Linked DNA regions of Homo sapiens: region 1 is linked to region 2. The links are chromatin loops, found by intact Hi-C in ENCODE. Cell type or tissue: HepG2. All regions are shown on one strand. Links, peaks and the distances in the headings refer to the core of each region. The heading gives the core; the rest is flanking DNA. Region 1 has its middle 95 kb from the start of ROBO2. Region 2 has its middle 48 kb from the start of ROBO2.

Region 1 (15,829 bases), core at 5,102-13,101, 49 kb after region 2:
CAAAAATTGACATCTGTACAATTAAAATAGAATCTGAAAATTCAGTTTAATTAAAATTCTCCCTGCTGAACATGCTGGAGGAGAAAAACAAATATAGTGTATGAATTGTATCATTATTTAGTATTAAAAATATAACTTCTGAATATTTTATACATAAATATATATATATATACACACACAGATATACTAACTATATAGATGAAAATATGTGCCATATATGATAATTGCATGACTGTGCAAAAGTTTATTGCACAGGTTATATATAAAAATAGCTTACAGGCTGGGCACAGTGGCTCACGCCTGTAATCCCAGCACTTTGGGAGGCCGAGGCAGGCGGATCACGAGGTCAAGAGATCAAGACCATCCTGGCCAACATGGTGAAACCCCATCTCTACTAAAAATACAAAAAATTAGCTGGGCATGGTGGCAGATGCCTGTAATCCCAGCTACTTGGGAGGCTGAGGCAGGAGAATCACTTGAACCCGGGAGGCGGAGGTTGTGGTGAGCCAAGATCGTGCCATTGCACTCCAGCCTGGGCAAAAAGAGCAAAACTCTGTCTCAAAAAAAAAATAAAAATAAAAATAAAAATAGGTTACAATGCAGGAGTTGCTTTATCATGCCCTAATTCAGAAATTATTTTTGTCCATTGGCAACCATCTATTATACCAGATGATTTAAAAAATATTAGCAGACATAGTCAGAACGCAGGCTGTGTTTCCAGAGAATATATCTACTATGGGATGGGAGGTCTGCTGAAAGTCATCAGTCTCACATGCTACTGACTTACACTGATTCAAAAGGACACATTACTGGCAAAATAAAACACAGGATACAATTTACTAAAGATATGTAGTCACGGACTGTGTGTGAGAAAAAATACATTTTACATCTTGCAAGACAAAGCTGGGGAAGGGCTCTCCCTGAAAACTTGAATAGATAATTGGAGACCTCAGGAGTTTCATAGTATCAATGGCTGTATGCCTACGGTTGGGGCTTTAGAAACAAGAAAAAGCTCTGAAGATATAGCAGTTGGCTTTGTGAACAGTAAGAGCAGGGAGAATTTTTGGAGCATGGTATATATCAGTCTAGGAGTAGCTCAAATCTCATGGCGGGGTAGAACATGTTTTTTAAGAGGATACCTGTCTTTAACAAGAAAACAATTGATTAAGGAAGAAAAAGAATACAACACACATATCGTACATGCTTGCTGTTCAAAGGGGGAAAGCAAGCATGATAATATGAAACATTAAAAAAAATAACACTTTAAAAAGTTCAGAAAGAAGTTAAAAATATATTTCTTTTTTCTCTTTCAACTTTACGTAAATCTATAAATAAACACACACATACACCATAACTTTGAGTTCACTTTTGTTACATTGACCTTTACCACAGGGTGGTATATGTAATGTAGGGAAGTAAATCTAATTTCAAATACATTATCAAGATAGTGTTGAATGAAGCTAAATATTGGAATGGGATGAGTGAGGTTAGCACAACTTTTTAAAAGAAACAGAGATCCGTTAGATAGAAGATGTTATAACCAGAGTGTTTGTTCACACACAGAAAAGAGAGTACAAATGTGTTGGAAAGACACTACAAATTCTAGGAGCAAACATTAGTTCTTAAATAATGGGGAGAGAAATAGGTTACAGATCACAGTAGAGAATGGAGGCCAAGCACAGTGTTAATGGTGGTTTAAAATTTCTGAATACTTACAAAGCTGATAAATTCTCTAGACCTTCATCACCTTGATGAAAATTGTATTATGAAAGAAGTGACTAAATGAATCTCTATTCAAAGTAAAGACATATTCTTAAGAAAGTGACACTGAGGGCCAGGTGCAGGGGCTCACGCCTGTAATTCCAGCACTTTAAAAGGCCAAGGAGGGAGAATTGCTTGACCCTGGGAGTTCCAGACCAGCCTGGGAAACATGGCGAAACCATTTCTCTACAAAAAATACAAAAATTAAGCCCGGTGTGGTGGTGTGCACCTGTAGTCCCAGCTACTCAGGAGACTGAGGTAGGAGGATCACTTGAGCCTGGGAGGTCCAGGCAGCAGTGAGCTGTGGTTGCACAACTGCACTCCAGCCTGGGCAACAGAGTGAGAACCTGTCTCAAAAACAAACAAACAAGCAAAAAGTGGCAATGAAAAGCAAGCACACTCTAGAGTCTGTTATAACCAGGGAGGATGTAGTCAGACAGCTGCGTATCCTGTCATTTTTACTCAAAGTGTGATCCATGAACCAGTGCCACAATGAGTACAGGAATGGAGACTGTTTAGAACCCTTCATGGCAATTGAACTGGCTGTGATCTCCCAGCTCACAATTATTTTCTAATAATTTACCTTATCATATTTTATAAAATATATAATTGACTGGAAATAAGTAATAATATTTTATCACAAATGGCTTCAGAATAAGAATGACTGTCCTAGAAAATGAGAGTTTGATGTATAAGTGTGTCACTCCATCTGAATTGAGGCTTACAAAATGACAAAGTAACATAAAGATTAATCGTGTTCTGTTAGAGAAAGAAGAAACTTTTTGAGTAGGAGGTAAAGGATTCCGCTTTTGGAAAGGATGGAGAATTCCCTAATTACTATTTTCTTTACCTGTGACAAATATTACACTCTTTAAACTGAACACCGTAGAACAAATATTGACATGAAAAATTGTAATCCTCCCAGTGTTAGGAAATTTTAAAGAGACCACCTATCAGTATTAATTCATTCAATTCTCCAGCCTCTGTGAACTGCATCCCAGGGTTCAGAAAAGATGCTCACCAAAACAGTTTCAGGGACTTTGGAGACTTCATCACAAAAAGAGAAATGCTGAGAATGCATGTCTCATTCTAACCTTGTACAGAGAAAGAGAATAGGTTCAGCTAATCCTAATGAGATGGTTTATGAGATGTATCTTATATAGGTTGAATGACTGCTTGTATATGTTCTTACAGAAAGAATTAAGCATTAAATAGATAGATTAAATACAAAGCTTGATTTGTTGCCCAGACTGGACTTGAACTCCTGGGTCTGTGCTCAAGCAATGACACTCCCTCCTCAACCTCCTAAATAGCTGGGACTATAGACTGCACCACTGTGCCTGGCCTGTGTCCTGTTTTAACAAACATCTTGGGAGCAAGGGGCAGATCTTAAATACCATGAGGTAAACAAGCTCGTTCCATTACAATCAGGACCTGTGAGTGATTCAACCCTTTGTAAACAAGTACGATAGAAGCAGAGCCAGTCTGTGGACACGGGAAATAGGGGAGAAGCCGGTCGGACGTGGACACCGGAAACAGGGGAGAAGCCCTTCGGTCTTGGACACCTTAAATAGGGGAGAAGGCTGTCGGACTTGGTTTGAATTCTGCATATTTTTAAAAAAGGCTATTTGAGATTTCATAGTTACACTCACATCCTCTATGGAGTTTAGAGTTCAAATTTACTTTTCCTGCTTCAGTCAGGATAAGTCAAGAAGATAAATAAATCTAAAGTTGTTGACACAGTCCGCATGGGTTGGGGACTGGATGCAGCTAGAAGAAAATGAATTTTCTGGAAAAACTCATTCCTACAACTTGCAGGATTCTGACAAAAAATTGAGAAACACATGAGAGAAACAAAAGGCAGCATAAGAGCTGCACACAGCATACGGCAGAATTAACTCTTTAAGAGCTTCAGGTATTGGAATTATGTGACATTTACTATAAACTAAGCACATTTATAATATTTAGGGGAATACAAGGAAAAAAATTAAGTAGGGAAACATGGCTCTCAAAAAATGAAAAAGATTAGACATGAAAATTTAAATTATGGCCAGGCGTGGTGGCTCACGCCTGTAATCCCAGCACTTTGGGAGGCCGAGGCGGGTGGATCACCTCAGGTCAGGAGGTCAAGACCAGCTTGGCCAACATGGTGAAACCCCATCTCTACTAAAAAAAAAAAAAAAAAAAAAATATATATATATATATATATATATATATATATATAAAATTAGCCGGGTGTGGTGGCGGGCACCTGTAATCCCAGTTACTTGGGAGGCTGAGGCAGAGAATCGCTTGAACCTGGGAGGCGGGGGTTGCACTGAGCCAAGATCGCGCCACTGCACTCCAGCCTGGCAACAGGATGAGACTCCATCTCAAAAAAAAAAAATTAAATTATAATTATAGCCTCAGTGGAGGGGTTGGAACATCAGATTAAGTACAACTAAAAAGGGAAGTCACAAAATCCAGCCTGGGTGACAGGGTGAGACTCCGTCTCCAAAAAAAAAAAAAAAAAAAAAAAATTAGATTATAATTATAGCCCCAATGGAGAGGTGGAACATCAGATTAAGTACAACTAAAAAGCAAAGTCCCACTTCAGAAGATTTGAAAGAATTACTGACAATGTAGCACAGAAAGACAATGAGTGATATTAAAATACGAATGGTTAAAATAAAAGAAGGAAAAATGGTTCAGCATATATTTTATTATAATACTAGGAAAAATAGTGAAGAAGGAGGAAGATAATGTTAGAAAACATTAATTGATAACAGTCATGAATCTTTGGATTCAGGAAACAAAAATGAATCTCAAATAAGAAAACTAAAAACAAATTCATATCTAAAGACATCAAAGTCCAACTGCAGAGCAGCATAATTGCAAGAGAGAAAATATAGCTTTTCTGCCAAGAGTGAAAATTATACTTTCTTTACTTTTCAACATGAATAATAAAGCTAGAAGTCTACTTAAAATTTTGTGTTTGCCTAAATTATCATTCCAGGATGTGGGATAAATAAAGGGCTTTTCAGATAACCTAAAATGGAGAGAGTTAACCATCCTTAGACTCTCACTAAAAGAAATTCTAAAGAGAATACTTCAAAAACAAAGGAAAATTATCCTATTCAGACGTTCTGAGATGCAGTAAGTAATGGCGAGCACAGAAATGGAAAAACGTGGGAAAATAAAAGCCAATATTGAATATAAAACAAATAGAATAATTTCTAATCTTGGGAGGTTAAACATGTCAATAGAACAACAGCAGCAATAACAACAAAATAATATCAGAACTTGAAGTAAAAAGTAGTACGTTCAGATGAGAATGGCGACAGAACAAAAAAACCAGTCACATGTCATCGATTGCAGGAATTTGAAATTGTTAACTAAGAAAAAAACCAGTCCCATGTCATCGATTGCAGGAATTTGAAATTGTTAACTAAGAAAAAACCAGTCACATGTCATCGATTGCAAGAATTTGAAATTGTTAACTAAGAAAAAACCAGTCACATGTCATCGATTGCAGGAATTTGAAATTGTTAACTAAGAAAAAAACAGTCATATGTCATCGATTGCAGGCATTTGAAATTGTTAACTAAGAAAAAACGTGTTGGAGGAAAAATCTCTTAAATAATTTTAAATGATGACATGTACTGAAACATTTATATTTTATTCTAAATTTCACTAGATAGTAAATCAAGGAAGAATGAAGTACAGATTTTGCTGCAATGTAAAGGAAAACCTTTGTTCCAACAAGACTATTCTGAAAAAGAATGAAATTCTTTTAGAAAAAAATAACATTCTGGCCTCTAGAGGTATCTTATTTGGTTTGAATGTTTTTTTATAGAAAGAATTAAAGTACTAAATAGATGGGTTAAATATATTATAATATTTATTTTTTATAGATACTATTTCTGGGACTATTATTCTAATGTAAACCTCATTTTCCCCTAATTTGTGGAAAACGAGTTAAGTACATGAATGTACATGTAAAAGAAGTGGAAATGTTTAGCATATTGTGATTTTGAGTGATAAGAATATGTTTTCAAATTCTGTTTCAAGCCAAGATGGAGTAACAGTGACTAGACATACTCTCCCACCCGAAACAATTAAAACGTTAGACTAAATATACACAAGAATGATTTTCAAGACATTGGACATTACGGAAAGAAAGACAAAATTTCCTGGGAGATGGGAAAAAAATAAAATAAAATTAGCCCTATCTTTGTCCCCGGCTTACAGCCTGGAGAGAATTTGCAGCTTACAAAACATCCAGGGTAATCCAGGTGCAACCCAGCAGTCTCCCTAAATTGAGGAAATTGAACTGGGAGTTTGGGGAGGTTAGTGAAAAAGATTCTCAGGGATGTATTCCAGGCCAGGCGCAGTGGCTCACGTCTGTAATCCCAACATCTTCGGAGGCTGAGGCAGGCAGATCACTTGAGGTTAGGAGTTCGAGACCAGCCTGGCCAACATGGTGAAACCTCATCCCTACTAAAAATACAAAAATTAGCCGGATGCCGTGGTGGGCGCCTGTAATCCCAGCTACTCCGGAGGCTGAGACTAGAGAATCACTTGAACCTGGGAGGCAGAGGTTGTAGTGAGCTGAGATAGCACCACTGCACTCCAGCCTGGGCGACAGAGTAAGACTCCATCTCAAAAAAATAAAACAAACAAACAAAAAACAAACAACAACAAAAAAACAGAGTTAGAGAGAGAATCTGGGAGCCCTACACAGGGTCCTTTTCAAGTAATCAACTGAGTGGTAATCAGTACGTGTGTGAGAAAATCCCCACCCCTGGACAGAGAACCACCTAAATGGATTAAAGGAAAACTAATCTTTGGAGATCAGACAAGACTGGGGATAGTTATTATATGGCTGGTCAGTGCATAAAACCTCATAATTCAAGGCATATTCTGATGACTACTCAGAACTTTGTTTTACTCAGGCAAAACTTTGCCGTACACTAAACAGTGTTCTAGTTCTGACTAACAAAGTTTAAAAGCAAGACCAAAAAGTAGCAAGTTATTTCTAAGGAACCGTATCTCAGAACACAGCTTAAGAATATTTATACGACTACAAAAATATCCAGCAGCTAAAAAAGGTAAAATTTGCCATTCAATAAACTATTAAAAGGCATGCAACAAAAGCAGAAAAAGACAGCCCATAATGAGTTCCAAAAAATCCACCAATCAAAAGCAACCCAAAAATAATACGGATAATAGACTTAGGATATGAAGATATTAAAGCAGTCATAATAACTATATCCAATATGTTCAAAAGCCAGAGGAAAGATAGGAGATGCTAAATATAGTCATGACAGATATAAACAAGAAGACCAAATGGAACTTGCAGAGGTAAAATGTCTCATATGTGAGATGGCAATAATGGCCAATAAGAAATTGCTGAAAAATGATTAGTGACCTTGAGGACATGGCAGTTAAAATTTATTCGAAATAAAACACAGAAGGAAAAAGTATTAAACAACTAATTGTATCAGTGAGCGGTGAAACGACTTCAAATGGACTGATACACCCTGATACACCTGTCATTAAAGTTTCTCAAAGAAGGAGGTGTGTTTGGGGTGGGGAAGAAAACACATGCAAAGAAAACTGGCTAAAATTTTTCAAAATGGGATAAAAACTATAAATCAACAGAAGTAAGAAAGTCAATCACTCCAAGCATTTATTCATATCCTAACAAATGCCCTAAATTTTAGTGGAATGCCCTAGGCTCCAACTCTGATTTCCTAAGAAGAATTAAAGAGCTGGCAAGTTGGATGTTTGTTTCTTTTTTCATGTTATAGTGAGAGCGACATCAATAATAAAATTAATAATTAACATTCATTAAATGCTTATTATGCGCAAAATACTTCTGATTTCTTAGGACCTAGGACCCTAAACTGGCGCTTCTGCCATTTCTATCATCTCTTCTACCATATTCTGCTGTTAAAAGCCAGCACATTGGGAGGCGGAGGCGGGCGGATCACGAGGTCAGGAGATCCAGACCATCCTGGCTAACACAGTGAAACCCCGTCTCTACTAAAAGTACAAAAAATTAGCCGGGCGTGGTGGCGGGCGCCTGTAGTCCCAGCTACTCGGGAGGCTGAGGCAGGAGAATGGCGTGAACCCGGGAGGCAGAGTTTGCAGTGAGCTGAGATCGCGCCACTGAACTCCAGCCTGGGCAACAGAGCGAGACTCCGTCTAAAAAAAAAAAAGCCATCACAGCACCTCTCAGATTCAAGGGGAGGGCCACAGGACCTGCTGGCAGGAAGGTTAAAGAATACGTGGCCATCTTTAATCTGTCCATCTTACCTTACAATGTGCATATCAGCTGTTACAATTCTGATAATTCTAATTTCAGGAATTTGCTATACATAGTCAACCATTAGAAGATAATCTCTCCTTTTATATAACTGTCTAAGCTTTATGCATGGCCATTCAAAAATATTAAGATCATTAGCTCCAATTTCATGTTGCCCTAAGAATATCCTATTTGCTAGTTTTGAAAGCAATGTAGGGAAGAAAATAACAAAAACAACTATGTAACTGAATTTTATATTTTCCCTTTCCTGTTTCAGTTTCTTAAAACATAACATGTTTTCAATTGATGGCTACAATTTTCCAGGATTTAACTCAGAATTACAATACCTGTGGATTTATAAAACTGCAATTTCAATTTTTTTTTGTAAAGCCAAGAAAATTGTGTTTTATTTATTCTGGGTAGTGTGGAGTGAAAGGTTTGAGAACAGTTTATTTTTGAAATACCAAATATTTCTCCTTGTTGATTAAAATAAATACAATGTGTTATTTAATTTTGTTTTGAGTGTAATCTTTTTTATTTGGACTTGAAAAATTTGTGATAACTTGCCAGTATAGGATTGTAGTATGTATACAAAATATTTTAAAAAGTGTTGTTTTTTTCAATGACTCATTGTAGAAGTTATTATTCACAATAATACAATTGGGAGTTTAACATAAACAGACCTTTTAATTGGAAAAAGTCTTTAACAGTTAAATTGTTGATGTATTGAAACTTTAAGACTAAGTGTTTAAACATAACTATTTTAACTTTCTATAAATTTACCAAAGTTTCTATTTAATTAGTCCAAGCTACATTTTAAAGAGAAAAATAAACAACTTTGAATTAGATAAATAAGCCCAGCTTGAATCATTGTATAATTTATTAGTCACATTACCATAGCTTCCGTTTCCTCCTCATTTGTAAATTAGAGGTTATACTTTCCTGTTCTCCAGATTCCTCTGAAGAGTAAATGACACAGTATATCTATCACCAAACAATATTTGGCACGCAGTAAGACAAAGTGTATTGTAATGGCGAAAGAAAGAAAACTAACCTAAACCTTGGTTAAACAACTATGACTTTTCAAGGAACCAGTAGAAAAAAAAAGTACTGATACAAACAGTGGCTTTTCTGTTTTTCCTTCTGGTAATAGGACTATACTTAACTATGAATACGTGTTTTGGTTAACAAAATTTGTTGTGCAAAATCCACTTATAAAATATAGTCACTATTTTCTAGTTTGGTAATTAACTTCATTTACAAAGAAGCAATCGTATTAAGTGGTTCTTTCCAATATGTTTTACAGAAACATGTATTTTTCTGCCTTCTTCAAAGAACTAATTCAAAAGTTCACTCTGGGAAGTTTGAGATCATTAAAGGCAGGCTGAAATACCAGAAGAACAATTATAGGTGAATGGCAACCTTAATAATAAACAAGAAGAGTTTTGTTTCTTTTTAATTTTTCTAGCCAGGTCTGGGGACACAACTACTAACAGATAGCAACGAGTGGTATGTAACAACTCAAGATAAAGGGGGTCAGAGGCTCATGGAAGGGAATTCCCCAGCGCAAATGCCAGTCCTCTGAGGTAGCTCTTTCAACAAGCAATGATACTGATTTCCTAGAAAGGACCAACTCAAAGTCAACCCACTGAAGAAATGGAAAAGTTAATTTGAGAACTTATTTTGTGATGAACATATTAAAATAAATTTCCTACCTCTCCATACTTAGCTGAAGTACTCACATGACGTTAGGTGAACATTGGAGGAGAAACATTGTTCTAAAGTCTATTTCTCTACACAATATTTTTGATAGGTTAAAATAATAATAATAAACGCATAAATCTTACAAGTCTAAATGAACAGGAGTATGACCTCTAGCCACAGTTTGGTGCTCAACATAAGTTAATAAAGTATAACATAGTATTCAATAATATTATTGTTTTTTTCAGTTAGGAGTTGGAAAATTAGAGTAATAGAAAGTGAGAGTTGAAAGAGATCTGGAGTCCACCCAGACCAACCCCATATTTTACAGTTAAGGGAACTGAAATGGAGAAATCAGTGAAGTGTTCAATGTCAAAGAGGCAATAGTAGTTGGAATCAGAATTAAAATTAGACTTCCGGTCTTCCTGAGACCAGCACTTTCTCTAGGCTACAATGAGAGGTTTCCATTCTGCCTTTTCCCTACAGTCAAGGATATGAGTGTATATAGCCAACCTAAGAGTGTAGAAAAGCATCCCCAGGCATATATGAGCTTCTGCTTTTCCACGAGCAGCTGTCATCAGCATGTTGATAAGTGAGGCCAACACTCTTCAAACATCAGTGGTGCTTCCCAAGCAAAAAATTATAAGCAAGTTCAGCAGACAGGCTTTACTTACACAACACAATTTATTTTAAGAGAAAACCAGGTCTATGGAAATACGGAGTCAAAACAATAAAGGAGGCTGGTTGTTAGATTCGCATGTTCTACTTAGTCCATGATGCTTCACTTGTAAAAGTGAGGTGTGCTTTGCAAATGAAAACCAGGCATTCCACTGGGGTGATAAAAATGTCAAAGTTGGAGCTGCTGGATTGAAAGATGAAAAGGAAAACAAATCAGTGAGTTTCAACAGGAGGAAGTTTAAAGTACAAACTACTGAACAGTTTAAATCTCCCATTTCTAAGTAACTATACATTTTCTATATAATAATCTAAGAAATTCTTCACATATATGAATTTCATATCACAATACTTGCTGTAACTTTTGGAAATAAAACAGGTAGCAGGATCTTTCTGGAAGACTTTAACATTTATTATAGGTAAGTCACACTGTTTCTTTTATATAATTTTAAGTATCATTCATTTAATACTTATTTACTAATCACTTGTGGTTTATAGGCTAAGAGAATTCACTTTCTTAATCAGATACGATCTTATTCTCCAACTTAAAAACATGAATTTTTAAGTTTCTCTGGTCAGTCAAAGTAAATTTACTAGGAAATTACTATGCATCAGGCCTTGGATTATGTTCCGGTAACCACAGCAGTGATCAAGTTCTGGTGCTCTAGCGAAATTCTCCTAAAAATTGCAGACAAGTGAGGGAGAGAGACACAATCATCCCAAAGAGATAAGTGTTTTGAAAGGGAAAGTTACTGGGTATAAGGCATTATTGTATCTACTACACAGACTGTAACACAATTCAAAAGTTAGCTGCATAAGACATGGAGCCTTCCGATGATTGGTACGTAATAATTGTACATCATGCATCAACATGCACGATGACTCAGTTTTAAAATAATTTGGCAGAATGAAGACTAGTGTAGCTGAAGCCTTGAGAGGTAGGGAGAAAGTTGCAAAATATTGTCCTAGAGAGGAAGGCAAGGGTCAGAGGGTGAAGGACCTTGTGAGTCTAGGTGAAGAATTTGTATTATAGTGGGGTATACTCTAAACATTTAATATATAATAATAATAAAACATTTGAAATGATTTAAAATGCAGTGATGAATTAACAAATTTATATTTAAAATTCCCCCTTTATTAGTTGTGAAAATAAAATATTACAAGTGGACAAGCACAGAAGCAAGGAAGCCAAGTAAACAGCTACTGGAGTAATTCAAGTGAAAGGAAGGTTGTCTTGAAATAAGGAGATGAAAGAATCCATCAAAAAAAATGCAATCATTTGAAACCTAGTTTGAGGGTGAATTGACAGGATTTAGTGATGGTGGTGAGGGATGTTTTGAAGATAACTCCTAAGCTTTAGACTTTGGGGGAAAGAATGGGTGAAGTTATCATTTGCTGAGAAGTAACAGACTAAAGGTTAAAGGTGGAAAATATTTGGCAGGAATATCAAGGCTTCAATTTAAATACGTTACATTTGAGGCGGCTTTGAAAAATTCAAATGCCAAAGTCAAGCAAGCAGTTAGATATACAGACCTGAAACTCAGAAAAAGTTTAGATGAAAGCTGAAAACTTTGATATCATCAGCCTGCAGATGAATTTCTTTTTAAATTTAGGATTGGCACACAATAATTGTACATACTTATGTGATACAATGGGATGTTTTGATAAATGTATACATTGTGCAATAAAGCCGTTGGAATGGAGAGTGTACAAAAGGAAGCAGAATTGAGTTAGTGAGATCAGTTGTAAGATCAAGGACTATTTTGCAGGAATGTTACTGAGGGCATTCAAACCTCTTTCAAATCAGAGATGATGGAACTCTGCCGATGGATGCCTATTGTGGTAATCTGGGGACGAATTAGAGTCAGCGTGAAAGACAAGGAAAGGGCATTTTAAAATGAATACAATTTTAAAAAGCACTTTTGGTAAAACATCCAGTAATTTCAATGAAACAGGCAGATAAATGGATTTTTTGTTGTATCGAGAACGAAAGTAGCTATTGGCCAATTCCTTGTTGGCCCTAGTGTAAAAATATTTGAGAATAACAATGAGATTTGCATGATAAAATCCATTCAATCCTACATTGTGCTAAATCACAAACACTTAAAAGTCTATAGTTCTAATATTTGGCAGCTTAAAAATATCCTGTTGCGGCGAGGCGCAGTGGCTCACGCCTGTAATCCCAGCATTTTGGGAGGCCGAGGCAGGCGGATCACGAGGTCAAGAGATCGAGACCATCCTGGCTAACACGGTGAAACCCCGTCTCTACTAAAAATACAAAAAAATTACCCGGGCGTGGTGGCGGGCGCCTGTATTCCCAGCTACTCGGGAGGCTGAGGCAGGAGAATGGTGTGAACCCGGGAGGCGGAGCTTGCAGTGAGCCGAGGTAGCGCCACCGCACCCCAGCCTGGGTGACACAGCGAGACTCCGTCTCAAAAAAAAAAAAAAAAAAAATCCTGTTGCTTTGTCCTTCCTCTGCCACCTTTCTTCCTTCAAATTAAATAGTGATACACAAAGCAATCCAGAAATTTACACAAGGTTAAAAGATAGTTCTAGTAACAGATTCAGTGGACTGCAGAACTAGCAGAACTAGTTGTGGTGCATAAAGGTAAGAGAAGAGGGGATTGATTGATTTATTTACTTATTTTTTTAGATAGAATCTTGCTCCGTGGCCCAGGCTTGAGTGCAGCAGCAAAATCTCAGCTCACTGCAACCTCCGTCTCCTGGGTTCAAGTAATTCTCTTGCCTCAGCTCCCCAAGAAGCTGAGATTACAGGCATGCATCACCACGCCTGGCTAATAATTTGTACATTCTTTTAATAGAGATGAGGTTTCACCATGTTGTCCAGGCTGGTCTCGAACTTCTGACCCCCACCTCAGCCTCCCAAAGTGCTGGGATTACAGGTGTGAGCCACTGCGCCTGGCTTAGAAGAGGGGATTTAAACCTCTGCTTTTTGTTCACAAGCCTTTAAATTTTGGAAGGAAAAAGAAAATTTCACAAGAAGGAAATCTTATAGCTCATCACTGGTATTAAGTCTTCATTTATCAGAATGTTTCACTCATCAGCAGTTTTACCAATGTTAAAAATCAGAATTTTGATAATTTATTCTACCAAATCAGAGAATAAACATGCCTGCTTTCACATATGTTACCATGAAGATTTATCAAGAAATAGCTAAATAACCTCAAGAAAAGTGAGTGGAAAAGTAAACATATTTTGAAACCTTATTAATGCTAAGTATGGGGCAATTCCTTTCTCTTCTTCATTTTTATCATCATAACATATCTTACTCAGAGTCATGCAGCTGTAACTCATTATATCAATTCTATTACAAATATTATCTTTCCATTTTCTGCCTTACCCACCTCTCTGTTGGCTGAATATGTTCTGTACATTGTTTTCTATTCAGAGAAACCAGAGAAACAGTGTGGGGCTACTTTTTTTTTTTTTTTTTTTTTTTTTGAGACTGAGTTTTGCTCTTGTCGCCCAGGCTAGCGTGCAATGGCGTGATCTCAGCTCACTGCAACCTCCACCTCTTGGGTTTAAGCGATTCTCCTGCCTCAGCCTCCCCAGTAGCTGGGATTACAGGCATGCGCCACCACGCCCGGCTAATTTTTTGTGTTTTTAGTAGAGACGGGGTTTCTCCATGTTGGTCAGGCTGATCTTTATCTCCCGACCTCAGGGGATCCACCCGCCTCGGCCTCCCAAAGTGCTGGGATTACGGGTGTGAGCCACCGCGCCTGGCCGGGGCTGCTTTTTTGTGCAGAGATGTCCACTGATTGAGCTCCATAGATCCAACCTTTCTGAACAAGACCCAGAGGAGCAGCTGGCTAGCCACCTGTGGTACATGTGGTCTCACTATGAGCTGGCCTTCTATCAATTTCTAGAATTGGAAAAGCTCAGAGAGAGAGAGAGAGCAGATCACCAGAGAGAAGCAGAAAGTAGGTTGGTGGGTTTTGTAGGGCTCTACCCTAAAATAACAAGTAGAGGAATCAGATAAAGAGGGAAGCAGGCCAGTGTAGGAGTAAAGACATACAGAGATGAGGGACAATATGCAGCCTTTTTTGGGGGGGGTAGGTGGGGGACGGAGTCTTGCTCTGTCTCCAGGCTGGAGTGCAGAAGCACAGTCTCGGCTCACTGCAGCGTCCGCCTCCCGGGTTCAAGCGATCCCCTGCCTCAGCCTCCCGAGTAGCTGGGACTACAGGTGACACCACCTCACTCAGCTAAATTTTGTATTTTCAGTAGAGACGGGTTTCACCACGGTGGCTAGGATGGTCTTAATCTCTTAACCTCGTGATCTGCCCGCCTCGGCCTGCCAAAGAAACCAGCCTTATAGAAAGAAATGTTTTCTTGATTACTGACTAGTTGCCAGGTGCTTGTTCTCTGAGGCCCGTCCGTAATTCCCACCTATGAGTTCCATGATATTTCCAGTATTCTTACCTAACTGCACCCAGTGCCATGCTGGTGTTTTACTTGAATCCTAGTTTGGATTTGTTAATATTCCAAACAGAACAAGATACGGTTCTAAGTGAATATTCCCGAATACGTATGGGTAGGTAGAGGGTACGGTAACACTGTGTGTACAATGATGGCCATCCAGCTTTATGCATAACTTTGAAGAACTGAATTCAGTATAAATAAATACTATTACATCCACAAAGTTGAATATTCCAAATTTATTACATGGATATGCATTGATTGAAACAATGTCTAAAAATGCTTAGGTTAAAATGCAGAGTTTTATATTCAGTTTGATGTAAATTGGTGCAAATGGCCAAAAAGCACAATTATTTTTGCACTGACCCAACATCACATATGCAAAGATAGTTTTCTTTGGCAGATGTGATTATAGATTACTATTTTATTTTATTGGCTTTTCTTTATTTTAAGATGCATGCATTGTTTTTCTAATCAGACTAATAAATTACATAAGAAAAAGAATATACTTAAGTGAAAACAAATAACAAAATACAAAATCATAATAGACTCTGATTATAGCTGTGATAAAAATACATGGGTAAATAACTAGAAGGATACATCTTGATATTATTCCAGTAAATTTTTATGGCATCAGATTAAAAAAAACAAAAACCCTGGAAGTTATTTCTCTATTTTGCAAAGCTTTTCTCATAACATTTAAAAGGTAGCATAGCATGCCACAGATCTGGCACATGTAAGGTAGACATTTGAATCAGATATTTATAATTATATAATGGTAAAATGACCTAGCCCTTCTATGGACAGCCATATAATTTAGATGCCACTAAGTTTTACTTCGTTACAAAGATTAAACGTGACAAAAGTAGCTCATCTCTCACCCCACCTTCACTTGTGGTGTTTACTAAGTACAAGCAAGAAAATGGAGACTCAATTAATGTGAGTAGATTGAGGATAAGGAGGGGT
Region 2 (15,829 bases), core at 2,989-10,988:
CTCCTTCCTCATGCATGTTATCAGTCTTGACACACATTTCTTGCTAAATTGTGGGTCTTTTCTGTATTTAGTCAAGAACTGAAATTTCTGTAATTATGACTAGAATGAATACCATTAGCTGGAATACAGTTTCTCCAGGGGATAAAACATGATTGACATTTCTAAACTGTGTAATGTTATTTTAACAAGGAGTCCTACACCAAAAGAATTTGACTCTGTTCTGTTGTAAAGACATAGGTTCAAAAAACAGTGTAAATAACAGCAGGCATGTTGGATATTTTTCTCTTCAAGGTAAAGAAAACTATTATCTGGAGTAAGGGATTTATAGGTAACCCCAGTTACCTATCTACAAGGGGGTTATCGCTTTTATTTCGTAATAACCTTGAGTGCCCTCTCTTACTTATGGTCAGATTCTAAACCACCCAGGCTGTAGGTGACAGTACTAATCCTGAGTCTGAGTAAAGAAACAAGAGTTCATTCCACAATCTATTTACTTATTAATAGGTGTTCAAGATCATTACTCATTTTACAGTTAAAAAAAAAAGGAAAACTTCTCTTCTCTCAGTAGATAATTGAAAATGTATTCTGTAAGCACATCATCACTCCAAGCAGAAAGCCTGAATACACAGCACAGAAGACCTGTGGATTTGGACTAATTTGGGAGAAAGCCAGTATGAACATTAATGTAGTTTCATTGATTTTGTATATAAATATTAATTTGAGCTATAGTTAATTAAATACTTCTAAGTTGAAGCCTTGCTGGGTCTGCTTCAGTAAGTAGATATGAATATTAAGATCCATTAAAAAGTGTTTTACTAAGCAAATAAAAATGTTTCCTATGATCAGGCTTACACCCTCAATATACTTGGCAAGCCTGTCTGCAGTGTGTGTGAGAAGGTGGACTTAATTCAACCTTTCCAGAGAATTGCCAGCACATAGGCTTCATCAATCACCAAATTCCCCCAGGCGTGAAAATTAGTCATAGGCTAGTTGTGCACTCACTTGAGAATATCACGATGTGAAGGGTTTTTGTACTCAATTACCTGTATAACTTTTTCCCTAAAAGGAAATACCATTTTGTTTAAAGTAACTATTACACACGGTATGTTATGAGCCTCAGTTTCCATAGCTATAAATTGTTGAGTAATAATATTTGTCTTACTATTATGAGTATTACATGTATGTTATTTTTGTCATGTAAGGATTAAATGTATGTGGAAGTTTCTTGAAATTCTATAAAGTATGTATGTTAAACATTGTGAATATGACCTGAGACTAGGACCTTTGTCTTTAAATTTTTGGTCCATATTTCTTGAAAGTACTTTCAACTTCTCTCTTTCTCCCTCTCTTTCTTGGGTTAATGTTTTACACAATCTAGCTTTTATTTTCTTTTCAATGTTCTTCTCATCTTCAGTATCTGTGATATGTCCTTATCTCCATTATCTATTATAATAGATGAACGCAAGTATCAATCAATTTGTCCTCCAAAAGTAAGCAACAATCAATGCTCCCTAATATGTAGGCCAGTATAATAACTATGTACTGTGTCAGGTTGTAAAACTGACCACAGAACATTGTAGAATCTTCCATGAAGAGATAGATTCTCTCCACCCTGGATTCTGAGCTGGTCTTGTGGCTTGCTTTGGCCAATAGAATACAGTGCAAGTGATGTTGAACTGTTCTGAGCCCATGACTCAAGAGGATTTATGTTCTTTTGTGCTCCCTGTTGGAATCCTGCACCAAAATGTGAACAAGCTCTGGCTAGTTTCCTAGATGATGGGAAAGCATATGGGGCTGAGCTAAGCCCTCCCTCTGAGGTCATTTTGGGCCATTTCCCAGCTGACATGGCAACTGCTGCAATACAACAGCAAGCCCTGCCTAGATCAGAACAACCAAACTGCAGATCCACAGCTTCGTAAGCAAAATAAAATCGTTTTGTTTTGTTGTCAATACTTATGCAGCAAAAACTAAGTGATATGCCCAGTGAGGATACATTATGTAAAACTGAGACATCAGAAGCTCAACTTATACGATCTTCTCTCTCATGTCACTCTTGATCTGGTCTTTCTCTTACTTTTTACACTATTGGTATTTCTTTTCACTTGTAACACAATAATTACATTGCTTTCATAAAACTCTTCTCTAATCTTTGAAAACCATTTCAGACTTTGCCCATGTGTTCGAAGATATTAGGGAACTCTTCTAATTTAGCATCATACGGAAGGATCATGCTGTCAATTAGTGAGCAGAGTCATTGATAAAAATGTAAAAGAACATTAGACCCCACAACTGACTTCACATATTATACTGTTCAATAAGCACTATCACTCAACAGGAGAAATATAATAATAGGAGAAATAGAAATTCATTGTAAGGTATAACATTATCCATCTACTATCAGATCAAATATCCATCTACTATCAGATCAATTTAAAATGCTTTAACACATATGGTCACATATATAAAAAGTATTGATTAAAGTGAGCAATATAGATTAAAATGTTGTGATTTGTGTTTTTCATGCATACTAAAAACAAAAACAATTATTTCTATTTAATACTACCTAAAACAAAACTTTCTGTAAAATATGGAGTAGCATATAACTATGGGATTTTAAAATACTGAAATAATTTATCTCAGAATAAGCAGAAGAAGGGATACAAATTAAATATCTAGCACACACTAATTATGTCTTAATACTTCTTTTTACTCATCTCATTAACTTATACACAAGAAGACAATAAGCAGATCTGTAATACTGGGGCAGACAAACTGGCAGACACATATTAGATTGTGTATCAGTTAATAATGATAGGGGACACTGTCAGCAATGCTTTACTTAATCATGCAGTAACATCAGACCCAGAAGCCACCAAAATAGAATAATTTTGCACAATTAGTAGAATAAACTAAGGAAGGACTAGTTTACTTTGTTAAACTCTCTTTCAAAATCCACCATAGTTTAGAATGAAAATACTTGGTAAGAATGTACTCGACTTGGTAAGAATGTACTGGACATTAAAAGAAGTTCAGTTTGAATTTAAAATGGCTGATGGGACAAAACCACTGCTCAATGAAAAAAAGAGGATACAAACAAATGGAAGAACATTCCATGCTCAGGGGTAGGAAGAATCAATACCATGAAAATAGCCATACCGTCCAAGGTAATTTATAGATTCAATGCCATCCCCATCAAGCTACCAATGACTTTCATCACAGAATTGGAAAAAACTACTTTAAAGTTCATATGGAACCAAAAAAGAGCCCACATTGCCAAGTCAGTCCTAAGCCAAAAGAACAAAGCTGGAGGCATCAAGCTACCTGACTTCAAACAATACTACAAGGCTACAGTAACCAAAACAGCATGGTACTGGTACCAAAACAGAGATATAGACCAATGGGACAGAACAGAGCCCTCAGAAATAATGCCACATGTCTACAACTATCTGATCTTTGACACACCTGACAAAAACAAGAAATGGGGAAAGGATTCCCTATTTAATAAATGGTGCTGGGAAAACTGGCTAGCCATATGTAGAAAGCTGAAACTGGATCCCTTCCTTACACCTTATACAAAAATTAATTCAAGATGGATTAAAGACTTAAATGTTAGACCTAAAACCATAAAATCCCTAAAAGAAAACCTAGGCAATACCATTCAGGACATAGGCATGGGCAAGGACTTCATGTCTAAAACACCAAAAGCAATGGCAACAAAAGCCAAAATTGACAGATGGGATCTAATTAAACTAAAGAGCTTCTGCACAGCAAAAGAAACTACCATCAGAGTGAACAGGCAACCTACAGAATGGGAGAAAATGTTTGCAATCTACTCATCTGACAAAGGGCTAATACCCAGAATCTACAATGCACTCAAACAAATTTACAAGAAAAAAACAAACAACCCCATCAAAAAGTGGGCAAACGATATGAACAGACACTTCTCAAAAGAAGACATTTATGCAGCCAAAAGACACATGAAAAAATGCTCATCATCACTGGCCATCAGAGAAATACAAATCAAAACCACAATGAGATACCATCTCATACCAGTTAGAATGGTGATCATTAAAAAGTCAGGAAACAACAGGTGCTGGAGAGGATGTGGAGAAATAGGAACACTTTTACACTGTTGGTGGGACTGTAAACTAGTTCAACCATTGTGGAAGTCAGTGTGGCGATTCCTCAGTGATCTAGAACTAGAAATACCATTTGACCCAGCCATCCCATTACTGGGTATATACTCAAAGGATTATAAAACATGCTGCTGTAAAGACACATGCACGCGTATGTTTATTGCAGCACTATTCACAATAGCAAAGACTTGGAACCCACCCAAATGTCCATCAATGATAGACTGGATTAAGAAAATTGTGGCACATATACACCATGGAATACTATGCAGCCATAAAAAAGGATGAGTTAATGTCCTTTGTAGGGTCATGGATGAAGCTGGAAACCATCATTCTCAGCAAACTATCACAAAGACAGAAAACCAAACACCGCATATTCTCACTCATAGGTGGGAATTGAACAATGAGAACACTTGGACACAGGAAGGGGGACATCACACACTGGGGCCTGTTGGGGGTGGGGGGTCTTGGGGAGGGATAGCATTAGGAGAAATACCTAATGTAAATAATAAGTTGATGGGTGCAGCAAACCAGCATGGGACATGTATACCTATGTAACAAACCTGCACGTTGTGCACATGTACCCTAGAACTTAAAGTATAATAAAAAAGAAAAAAAAAAGTAAATCTATGCTCAAATTATTCCTAATTCCAAATTAATGAAAAAAGTAACAATATTAACATAAGGTTTTTCCAACTTTGATATGTTTTTATTATATTGCTTCTTGTAACATTTCATTTAGTTGTTGGTGAAATGCAGAAGATTCTAGCACATCTGTGGTTTATGGAAGGGTAAGCCCAAAATATTAACATACATTTTTCCAGGAGAACTCAAGATATAATTTCACAAAACTGTAATTTCTCCAAGAACAGGTATCTTGTCCACCTATTTTTAAGCACTGTGTATATAGAGCTTTGCACACTATCTGGAGCATAATATGCCTTCAGTAAAGATTTGCTAAAAAAACAAATAAGAATTTCTTACTTGCTATCCTGAATCAGTCATTAACCATTCTTCTGATTATGATTTCAGAGAAAATTAGAAGACAAATGTTTTATTATTATTACACTGTTGTTATTCTGTTTGCTCATTGCAATCATTTCAGAGTAAATCACTTATAATTAGCAAAGAAAAGAGTAACCAATAAAAGCAGTTTCCAACTTTCCCAATGCAGTAAAAAGTTTAAAGTTTGTATGTGAGGACTCAACATGTGCTTTCCCGTAGAAACAGCATTAGAAATAATCAAGTTCACAAGCCAGTACACAAAGTCCTATGTGATCATTAATGTAGCTAAAGTATGTTACTAATGGAACAAGTCTAAATTCCTAGTTTTGATTGTTGTTGGATACATGGCACAGCAAGTGAAAGATATTTTCTCCTTTTCTTGAACAGGGTTGTTCAAAGCTAACATTTAACAATATATGCAGATAGCCTTGTGCACTCATTTACCAGCTTTAAAACAACAAAAAAAAAAAACAAAAAAAGCACATCTTTGTTTTTTTTCTCACCAAATTACGGAGTGAGAACTCAGAATGTGTGATCCTCAATAACCCACTGCTATTTTTACCAGGGTGGCATTAAGTCTTCTTCAGAGACATATTTCAGTAATGGTAACTGATGTGTAGCTGTCATTTAGAAGAGTAGAGCTTTAACTATTCTTACAATGTTTTGTTTTTTTTTTTTACAAAAGCTAAAGTTAAAAAAATATATAGTACTACATGGGTATAGATAGTTTCTATAGAATGGTTGACAGGAAATGCATGGGTATTTGGAGATAAATATCCTAAGACTGAAAACACATAACTCCCATGGGTCTCATGTTTTCTCATATTTGGTCCCTTATTTTAAGGACTAAAGAAGTCTCAGGACCCCTTCCCATCAAAGTATGGTATGTAACTTTCCTTTTCTTCTTCCTGTTTGAGTAGAGCCGTTAGGATGGAAACACGCTAACTAAACAATTCACACTTACCTATGAGTGACTGAAAGCCTTTTAACAAGATTCAAGGGAGATACCTGCATTTGTTTTTTTAAAGGAGGCCATTAACCAAACCAATCTTTACTTGGAAGAATTTCAAGCACTATATCAAAATAATATTAAAAAATTATGATATGAATGAAGACATTTTGGGGATAGTGATCTAGAACAAACAAAGATTTATTTTGAATAATTTGTATGTGACTTTGGGGATCATTTCCTCTAAGATACATTTGAATTTCACAAACTCTTTATTCCTTCACTTTTCAAGACAAGAGTTGCTAAGAGTGATGTTTACATTTTATTATTTTTTAAACAATAATAGACTCAAATGTTACTAGTAACTCTTCTTAGAAGATGAGACAAAAATTGATCAACAGGAGATTGACTGTAAGTCAGAAGCTTTGAAATCAAGGATGCTTTTATTTTTCTTGAAACTTTTTTTCTTCTAGCTTAAAAACTTTCGAGATTTTAGGCTGGGCACAGTGGCTCATGCCTGTTATCCCAGCACTTTGGGAGGCTGAGGCAGGTGGCTCACTTGAGGTCAGGAGTTTGAGACCAGCCTGGCAAACATGGTGAAACATCATCTCTACTAAAAACACAAAAATTGTCCAGGCGCGATGGTGAGTGCCTGTAATCCCAGTTATTCAGAAGGCTGAGGCAGGAGAATCACTTGAACCCGGCAGGTGGAGGCTGCAGTGAGCCAGGATTTTGCCACTGCACTGCAGCCTGGATGACAGAGTGAGACTCCATCTCAAAAAAAATTAAAAAAGTAAAACTTTGACTTTTTATGTTTTAGAATGACTGTGGTAGAAAATGGGTCTCAAAAACTGAAAGACTAGACCTCAAGCTATACCATTTCTTGTGACTCAGATGCTACCTATGGCAGGGGAAGATAGATTTCTGTTCAGCAACAGGGACATCAGGCCCTTCATATAGAAAAAAAAAATTCTTATTTTTAGGAAAAAATTGACGTTATGCCAACATTTCATATAATTCTCTCCCATGAAAAATTGGTCCAAGTGCATGATTTTTTTTCTCACGAAATTACGGAGTGAGAACTCAGAATGTGCGATCTTCAATAACCCACTGCTATTTTTACCAGGGTGGCATTAAGTCTTCTTTAGAGATGTATTTCAGTAATGGTAACTGATGTGTAACTGTCACTTAGAAGAGTAGAGCTTTAAATATGCATATACTTTTTTTTTACAAAAGCTAAATTTATATATATATATATATATATATATATATATATATATATATATAGTAATACATGGATATAGATAGCTTCTATAGAATGGTTGATAGGAAATGCAAGGGTATTTGGAGATATATGTCCTAAGAATGAAAACACACTGCTGCCATGAGTCTCATGTTTTCTCCAGTTATCTGCCCTTTTCTGACTTAGTTTTAGTGTACAATAAATAGTTCTTTGGTAACTCTGTTAGAAAGGACTCTTTTTCTAACAATGTGTTATGCTTATACTACAGGATAGTAAATTTTCTTGGAACAAGGTCTATGTTCTGGGTGGCATACATTTCACATTCAGAACAAAAGCAAGCATCCACACTGAAGAACTAGAAGTTCTATTTGGTCATAGAAATTTATAAGGGGCAGCTCCTTTACATTTCTACAGTGTCCCATATGTATACCAGAGTGACTATCTGATTAAAGGCTTTTCAGATAACCCTGCATTTGAGGATATATGTCCTCCAAGCTGGGGTCAATAGCCTTACTGGAATGCAAAACACAAATTCAGAGGTTTTTGAACTCTGCCACACTCTATTTTCTCTGATAGTTGAAGCCTTTCTACTCCCACTAACAATGTATTCACTTGGTTTCTTATTGCAAATCAATAAATGTCAGGATATTCATGCTATGCACAACACATCAAAAGCATAATATGTTAATCTAACATTAGGGCTTTATCTAGATTTTCTATGGTAAAGAATACTTTTTCTTTGAATTATCAACTTATTATCTCTTCAAAACGTAATGAAAGTCCTCAAAACTTAATGAATCCCGTGATAAAAAGCAAAACAACACACAACAGCGTTGTGGAACCATGACTTATACAACTCCCTTGCACAAGCACAGAGATCTGAGCTGATAGTGGTTGTAGATATATGAGCAACATTTCATTGTAATTGGTATTAATGACTTCAGACTACACACAGAAAGTGAAAACTAGAAAACAATGCATACTGTGCGATGATATTGCATTTAGGTGAATTACTCATAATTTAGTAGTTTAGAATGTTGCAATACAGCATATTACACAATAGTTTGACTTAACTCTTTAGCCATCATCACCTATAGGTAAAAATAACTAAGTATTTTTTACCAGTGGCGAATCCATAAGGGTCTGCATACATGTCTGCAGCAAGCTCAATTCTTCCCTCCTCAGAAGAGAGAATTTTACTGAGCAGCATAAGGCAGAAGAGACCAGGTCAAGTTTTAGAGCCGTCGTGAAAGTTTACTAAAAAGCTTTACAGCCAGAATGAAAAGAAAGTTAAGTACACTTGGAAGAGGGCCAAGTGGGCAACTTGAAAGACAAGTGACCAGTTTGACCTTCTGACCTGGGTTTTACAAGTTGGCATGCTTCTGGGGTCTTGCTACCCTTCTCCCCTAATTCTTCCGTTGGGGTGGGCTGCCTGCTTGGCCCGCCAGCACTTGGGAGGGGAGCCTGTTCAGTGTGTTTACTGGAGCTGTATGCATGCTCACTTGAGATATTCTTCCCTTACCAGCCGAATGTCCCTAGAAGGTCACATACCAGTTAAACTCACCGTTTTGCCTCTTGATATGCATGCTTGAGCCCATTCACCCAACTCCTGAGATCTCATCAGGAAGCTGCTGATCACCAGTTTCAGGTTTTTCCTATATATGGGGAGACTGCCTTTCCTTTCCCTAGCGCTGGCTGCAACCAATTACTATTTTAGAGAGATAGTTAACAACTGCATGACCATCACCTGATGGTCCCTAACATTCTTGGCGTGTGTTGGGGGGCCAGAGGGAGCCCTCTCCTGCTCTGCTCATGTCTGACTAGCTATCTACTGTAACAGTTCCAATGGCTGTTATTCAGTAATGTGAATAGCAGCAAATTATATTCTGAATATCAAGGTTTTTTTAAAAAACTGTCAACATTAGGTAGAGCTAGTATTTACTAACTTTAATATGTTGATTTCCTAACTAGAGTCATGAAAAAATTTAAATGATAGAAACTTTGTGATTTTATATGTTTTGTTTTTGTTATTAATGATTTTGCATATGTAATATGTAACTGTGCCCATATGTTCTAACTGGAAATAGGTAGGCAGGAAAGCTATCTGGTTAAGTTGAAGAAAGACCAGCTAAGAAAAGCTAAGGTTTTCAGAACAGTCATTTTGAAAGAGATGAAGAAAATACATCGTGATGAATCCCACTGAGTTTGTAATAGCTACCCTAAAATTCTGCATTTTAGTTTTTCATTTTATTTTAATTTTTAAAAGAATAGAAGAGAGTAGAAAAATAATTTTTCAATAGCTTTCATAATACAAGTTACTGGAGTTTGAAAGGAAAATAATCATCTTACCATACTGAGATCTATTAGATCTCAAGGTCTAAAACATGAATTAAAGCCCTAGGTTTAATGCTAATAATAGGATTCAGGAGCAACAAAAGTGAATAATCAACCTTTTAAGTGTAAAAGAAACACAACTATGCCCCTGTTCATGCATGCCCACATGTGTATGGGCCTGTGGACACACACATACACACAGACAAACTATATAAGAAAATTTTATTTCACCTGTCATTATAACTTGTTGAACTGCTTTGTCCCAAATATCCTGCCAGATTTCTCTCTAGTCTTATATCAGTTTTCTTATAATAAATACCCAGTCTTACTGAAATATGGAAATGTAATAGGGTGAAAAATTAGAGCACATAGGAGAAAACCTTCTCCAAACACAGTATAATGATTTAAATTAAATTTTGTTGCTCTAGCATAATAATCTATTATCTTTTTATTTTTTTCAAATGTCATCCTAAGAACCCGGCGGTTAGTTACAAATATTTCATCTCAAATGTTGTCTTCTAAGTTTAAATGTTTTTTAAACTTAGAAGTTTAAAAAACACCCCAAACTACTTACAGAGACTATAATGGGAAATGAAAATTACATACTTTTATTATCATATTATGTATAGTTTATGCTCATTAGACCATAATAGGGTGATTAAGAGCAGAATCAGCCTGCACAGATTCAAAATGTATTCCTTGTCTGCTCTGTTTCATTCATCAGTTTATGTAGCTTTTCTGAGCCTCACTTTCCTAATCGGTAAGTGGCTATAATATCCCATGCAAAGTGCTTACAAATGTCAAATTTATATTACATTCACCATAAATATTTCCTATTACTGTCTACTCTATGAAACTTACCTTTCTAATATTTTAACAGTTTCATGTTAAATGAGTTTCTTCCCCTATTACCAAACTACCAATTTTGTTGATCAGTATAGATAAGAATGCAAAAGTATTGATACTCAGCAAGTGTTTAATTATCATGTTAAGAAGGTGTTTAGGGAGATAATACATATGAAAATACAGGACAAATGTTTCTTCTACAAACTGTGATTTATAGCATATTTTATTATATACCTTAATATAAATTATTTTTCTAAATAGCACATTGGAACAATTTGAAGCTTCTCTTTGGAGTAGGTCTTTAAATGTGCAGCATCAGGGCAGGGCTGAGGTAAACACTTCTGTAGTTTGATACTCGATTTTGAAAATACATATTCACTTCTTGATCTTAATGTCTCGAAGCACAAACTGCAGTTCAGAAAGGAAGTTGTTTTAGGCTTTGTTTTCAGAGCAAAGGATCAGAGGCATTAATGTCTCAGTTCTACTGAAACAAAGAAAATTAATCTACTGGGAATAACAGTGGTATTAAAAGTCAGGCCAACACCAGCAAATTGAAGTGGAAATAAAGACACTTATCAAAATAACTCAGAGAAAGGTAAAGAAAAGGTAAGGAAATGAAAGGAGGATGAACCAAAGGAAGGACTGACAGATGGAGAAAATAAGAGTACTGTCTTCTACATTTCTACATATAGAGAAAATAGGAGCACTCTCTTCTAGATTTCTGACCTTGATTACAGCCCAAACTCCCACAATACAAGTTATATAAATTATTGATAGAGCTCATTGGAAAGTGCTTTTTAGCCTGACTTATTCACCTAATTGTTCAATTCTCAATTTACTACTTCACTTTGGTGGTGGAGACCTGACCAAAGAGGGTTTTTGGCAACCATCCATTCCCCTACTGACCTCTTTCTAATCAGGTTAACCACAGCTGGGAAGACATGATTTACAGTATATTTTTATTTGGCCCTTGGTGGAACTGCAAAAAAGCCTTACCTTTAGGGTTAATAAAAATGAGTACATCAACTGATTATTTTAAAAATCTACTTTTCTAACAGGTTATAAGATGAACAATGGTGTAATGCTCATATCAGTAAATTGGTTGCATAATATTTTATTTTGTCTCGTAATTACCTTTTAATTACCAAATAAAGTTAGCTTATATACATGTATTTTAACAGTAAGAAATGTCTAATTTTCAAAAATAAAAGCATATATCATGACAAATGATCTTTATAGATTATTTTAATATCACTTAATTTTAAATTTGACATTATCTTTACGTGACAGAGTTAAACTTTAAAAATATTAATAATACACTTCATTTTTAGGTGTTTGCCATGCAAAAAAAAATTCTCGTAAACAAAATGAAGTTAATTATTTGGAGAACTTTAAACTATTCCCAAGGAAATGCTTATTTATCCACAAATTAGTGTGGTAATCAGTGGTGGTACAAAAAATCTATGAGAACTGATGGGTCGTTTTGAAAGGGGGTATTAAAGAAACAAATTTAAAATTACTGATTTGAACATAAAATATCACTGGCTTTTTTTTAAGCTGCCTTTTTAAAAACGTGGAAGATCAGGCTAATTTTTTAGAAGTGCATGAATTATTGATGGCATAAAGTCCTTTGCAATATCCCAGTAAAATACATTGCTACATAGGTTTTGAGTTATATTTTGTGACTACTGTTCCCAAAAGAGAAATAGGACCAAGTGAATACTGCTAGAAGCAAGGAATTCAGCTCTAAACCCTGATGAAGATTTCAATCAAAGGGAAGTCGCACATGGAGCATTAAGAAAGAAAATAACACTGTGACGCATGATTCCCTCCCCCCCACTACACGGCAGTGTGGAACTGAAACAAAATGAACAGTGCAAATAGGTCTGAGAAAGCATGTTCTTTGTAAAAGGCCGAGATCTCTAGAGGGCAGTGTATTAAATTGCAGATATTATCTAGCTAAACCCCAAATCATAAAAGCATGAAATTAGTAATTGACTCAATTTGCCTCATTTATTAGTAGCTCAGACCTCTGCTAGAATTAATATTGCCCAACGGAATTTCAAGTAGTGGTGGCGTGGCGTATCACGACAGAGATTAGCGCCTGCTTCTTTTACTGTACTTCAAACATCCCACATCCTCCAATTAGCTGAGCTCTAATCTAATATGCATGCTTTTGGCACTTTTATTGTCAATAAGATGTGACATCCGTTTTTTATAATGTCACGTTCATTTTAGTTAGTGTGGAATTCACTGTGCCTTAATTTGGCATGGTCTTTCTAGCTGTTTGTTGTATCTTGTCTCAGCCTAGGGGTTTACTTATTATATTCCCTATCGATTTTAATAATAGATATCAATTAAAGATGAAGGTTAATTATGTATACGCATGTAATATAAAATTTGCTAATAGCATAGTCAGTTCCATATTATAATACAAATACCACAACCAAGCACAATTCCATACTTTATTTCATATTTTTCTAGTGGTGATTATACATGAATTACATTTCCATTTTCCTAGTGTTGGCAATAATTACTATTTTTGCACATGTACAGATTAATTTTATAATATTTCAAAAAAGAATCTGTTTTTTAAAAATTGTAATATTCTTAAGTTATTTTGGTGATAATTACAAAATAATATAACTTTCCCCCCTGAAAGTCAAGAACTTTAATTTATAATAGAACATTAGTATGTTCTTGGGCATTCTGGCAATGAGTAATAGGAAATTAAGACACGGTTACCTGTGTTTACCTAAAAATATATATATTTTTGGTGAAACTCATGTTTTATAGATTCCAAACAAAGCTATGTTCTAGAACCTAGAATTTGACCTACATCTTAAAAGCAGTAATAAAAATTTTTAAAGCAGAGGTAACTCCTCAGAATTTTGATCAATAGTAAACAGCCCTAAAGATAAATATTCTACATTATGTAACTTAGATTTTTATAAATTGTATCGATCAATGCGTACTATATAGCAAGACATTTAAATAGATATTTTGCCTTTTAGTACTTGGAACCATTTGATTAATTAAGAAACAGTGCAGCTTTTCTATTGTGATGGTATAAGAAATGAAACAGTGCCAAAATACACATAACATATGAAGTTTCAAAAATATAAATCTGCTTTAAATGCTTATCAGAGTTATTGATTAGATTTATAGTCAGTGGGCAAGAAAATAACATTTTCAAAAATAAAAAGGTTGCTTAAAAATCTTGCCCAAAAATTTTATTAAGAAAGGGGAAGTAAAAGTTACAAATGTCCTTGTAAGGGATTTCCAACAAAATTAATGACCACATGGAGTTAATGGTCCCAGGACCACAAGCTCTTCCAGTTGATCATTAATCCTCAGGAAATACTGGCATCATATATGTTATTGTTGAAACTATATCTAGCCAAGAGGTCCACTCTGTTCCTTCACTGTTGCTTGAATTATATCCCACCTGTTGAGTTGAAGTTGAATATGCAATGGAATAATTTTGAAGAACATTAGCCATTGCTAACAATGTTCAAATTGATTATGTCCTCCTAGAGAGAAATGAACTGCTCCGTTTTTTTATGCAAAAATAGATTATCTTCTTTTTTTTTTTTTTTTTTTTTTTTTTTTTTCAGACGGAGTCTCGCTTTGTCGCCCAGGCTGGAGTGCAATGGCTTGGCTCACTGCAAGCTCCGCCTCCTGGGTTCCCACCATTCTCCTGCCTCAGCCTCCTGAGTAGCTGGGACTACAGGCACCTGCCACCACGCCCGGCTAATTTTTTGTATTTTTAGTAGAGATGGGGTTTCACCGTGTTAGCCAGGATGGTCTCGATCTCCTGACCTCGTGATCTTCCCACCTTGGCCTCCCAAAGTGCTGGGATTACAGGTGTGAGCCACCGTGCCCGGCCAGATTATCTTCATTTTATAAATTTCATAGCCAATATTTTCCTAAAGCACATATTTTAAAGTTATTCAGTATAACATATATTTTAGCTCACTTTAATGTTTAATAAAATTAACATTATGATTATTAATTACAAGTTAAAATTATTGATCTAATAAATTCAGTGTACTAGACTATGCAAGAGGTCAAACCTTAAAGAGAAAAGAAATGAGAACATGAGAAAAGGTGTGTTTCTACACAAACTAAGATTATTCACATCATTCTATATTGATTAATGTCAACATTATTACATTACTCATATCAATTCTATTTTGACAATAATTCTGAATTCATTATTTTAGTTTGGGCTAAATTATATTAAAGATATTCAGGTTTTATTGCTGTAAAATACTTTCAACCTATATATGCTATATATTTTTGTGTATCATTGAAAAATTAATAATAAAAGTATATGTAATTATGTCAAATAAATGCATTATAGTGGTATAAAATATTTGTTCAAACTTTTTGTCCCTTCATTTTACTATTCTAATTCTCTACTCTCATTTTTTTTAATTTTTCTAATACTGTTTGATTCTCTTATAATCTACTTATGTGAGTCAGACTTTTATCCTCCTCTTCATATTTTATGAGTATCATTGTTAGTTTTAGATCCAGGGCTTCCCACCACGTTTCCATGTATCTTTCAAACTTTTTCTAGGAGGATGGCAAACCCAAAGTAAAAGGGTTTAACCCTCATCTGGATTTCGGTAACTGCTTCTATCTCCCCTGGAACCAAATCGTACTTACAGGTGTGGTAGAGTGTGGATACCCCAGTGGTTGCGCTCTTGGAGAACAATAGGCTCAGTGAAGGTCACGGGTCTAATTTTCTTCCTTTTGTACTTTTTCTAAACTCTCTTAAACTTCCTGTGCCAAAAAGGTTTGATGTCCTGTTCTACTGGGTCTTAGAAAAAGGCTTGGCTACAGTAAGTAAAGAGCTGAAAAAGCTGGAGAAAGAAATTTAGTGAATAGAGAGACTAGATGGTAAATGTAAAGAAAACCAGGCTTGCAGTCTTCTGACCCAAGTGTGAATCCCAGCTGATATGGTTCGGCTGTGGCCCCACCCAAAATCTCATAATCTCATTTTTGAATTGTAATCCCCAGAATCCCCACGAGAAAGGGCTGGACCAGGTGGAGGTAACTGGATCCCGGGGGGCGGTTTCCCCCATGCTGTTCTTGTGATGGTGAGTGAGTCTCATGATATCTGATGGTTTTATAAGCCTCTGGCATTTCCCCTGCTGGCACTCACTCCATCCTGCTGCCCTGTGAACAAGGTGCCTGCGTCTCCTTTGCATTCTGCCATGATTGTTAAGTTTCCTGAGGCCTCCCTAGCCACGCAGAACTGCGAGTCAATTAAACTTCTTCCTTTATAAATTACCCAGTCTTGGGTATTTC

What was found. Hi-C counts contacts between places; a loop is a spot of excess contacts. Peaks named below come from ENCODE experiments on the same cell type or tissue, not always from the same donor. Only the 100,000 strongest peaks of a DNase experiment are listed, where the experiment ranks them.
Region 1: a loop joins it to region 2, with 2.7 times the contacts of the local background. A loop is called at or near these places in 1 of 110 quality-filtered maps.

What each region holds. Positions count from the first base shown.
Region 1 is chr3:76,937,031-76,952,859 of GRCh38, reverse strand. It overlaps a transcript of ROBO2 not described here. Among named protein-coding and RNA genes, the nearest start is that of ROBO2, 95 kb to the left of the region's middle. In HepG2, for the core only: no CTCF peak of the experiment used is centred there; a DNase peak (open chromatin) is centred at 9,599.
Region 2 is chr3:76,983,871-76,999,699 of GRCh38, reverse strand. It overlaps a transcript of ROBO2 not described here. Among named protein-coding and RNA genes, the nearest start is that of ROBO2, 48 kb to the left of the region's middle. RefSeq lists an enhancer at 8,701-9,202 and a silencer at 11,295-11,495. In HepG2, for the core only: no CTCF peak of the experiment used is centred there; no DNase peak of the experiment used is centred there.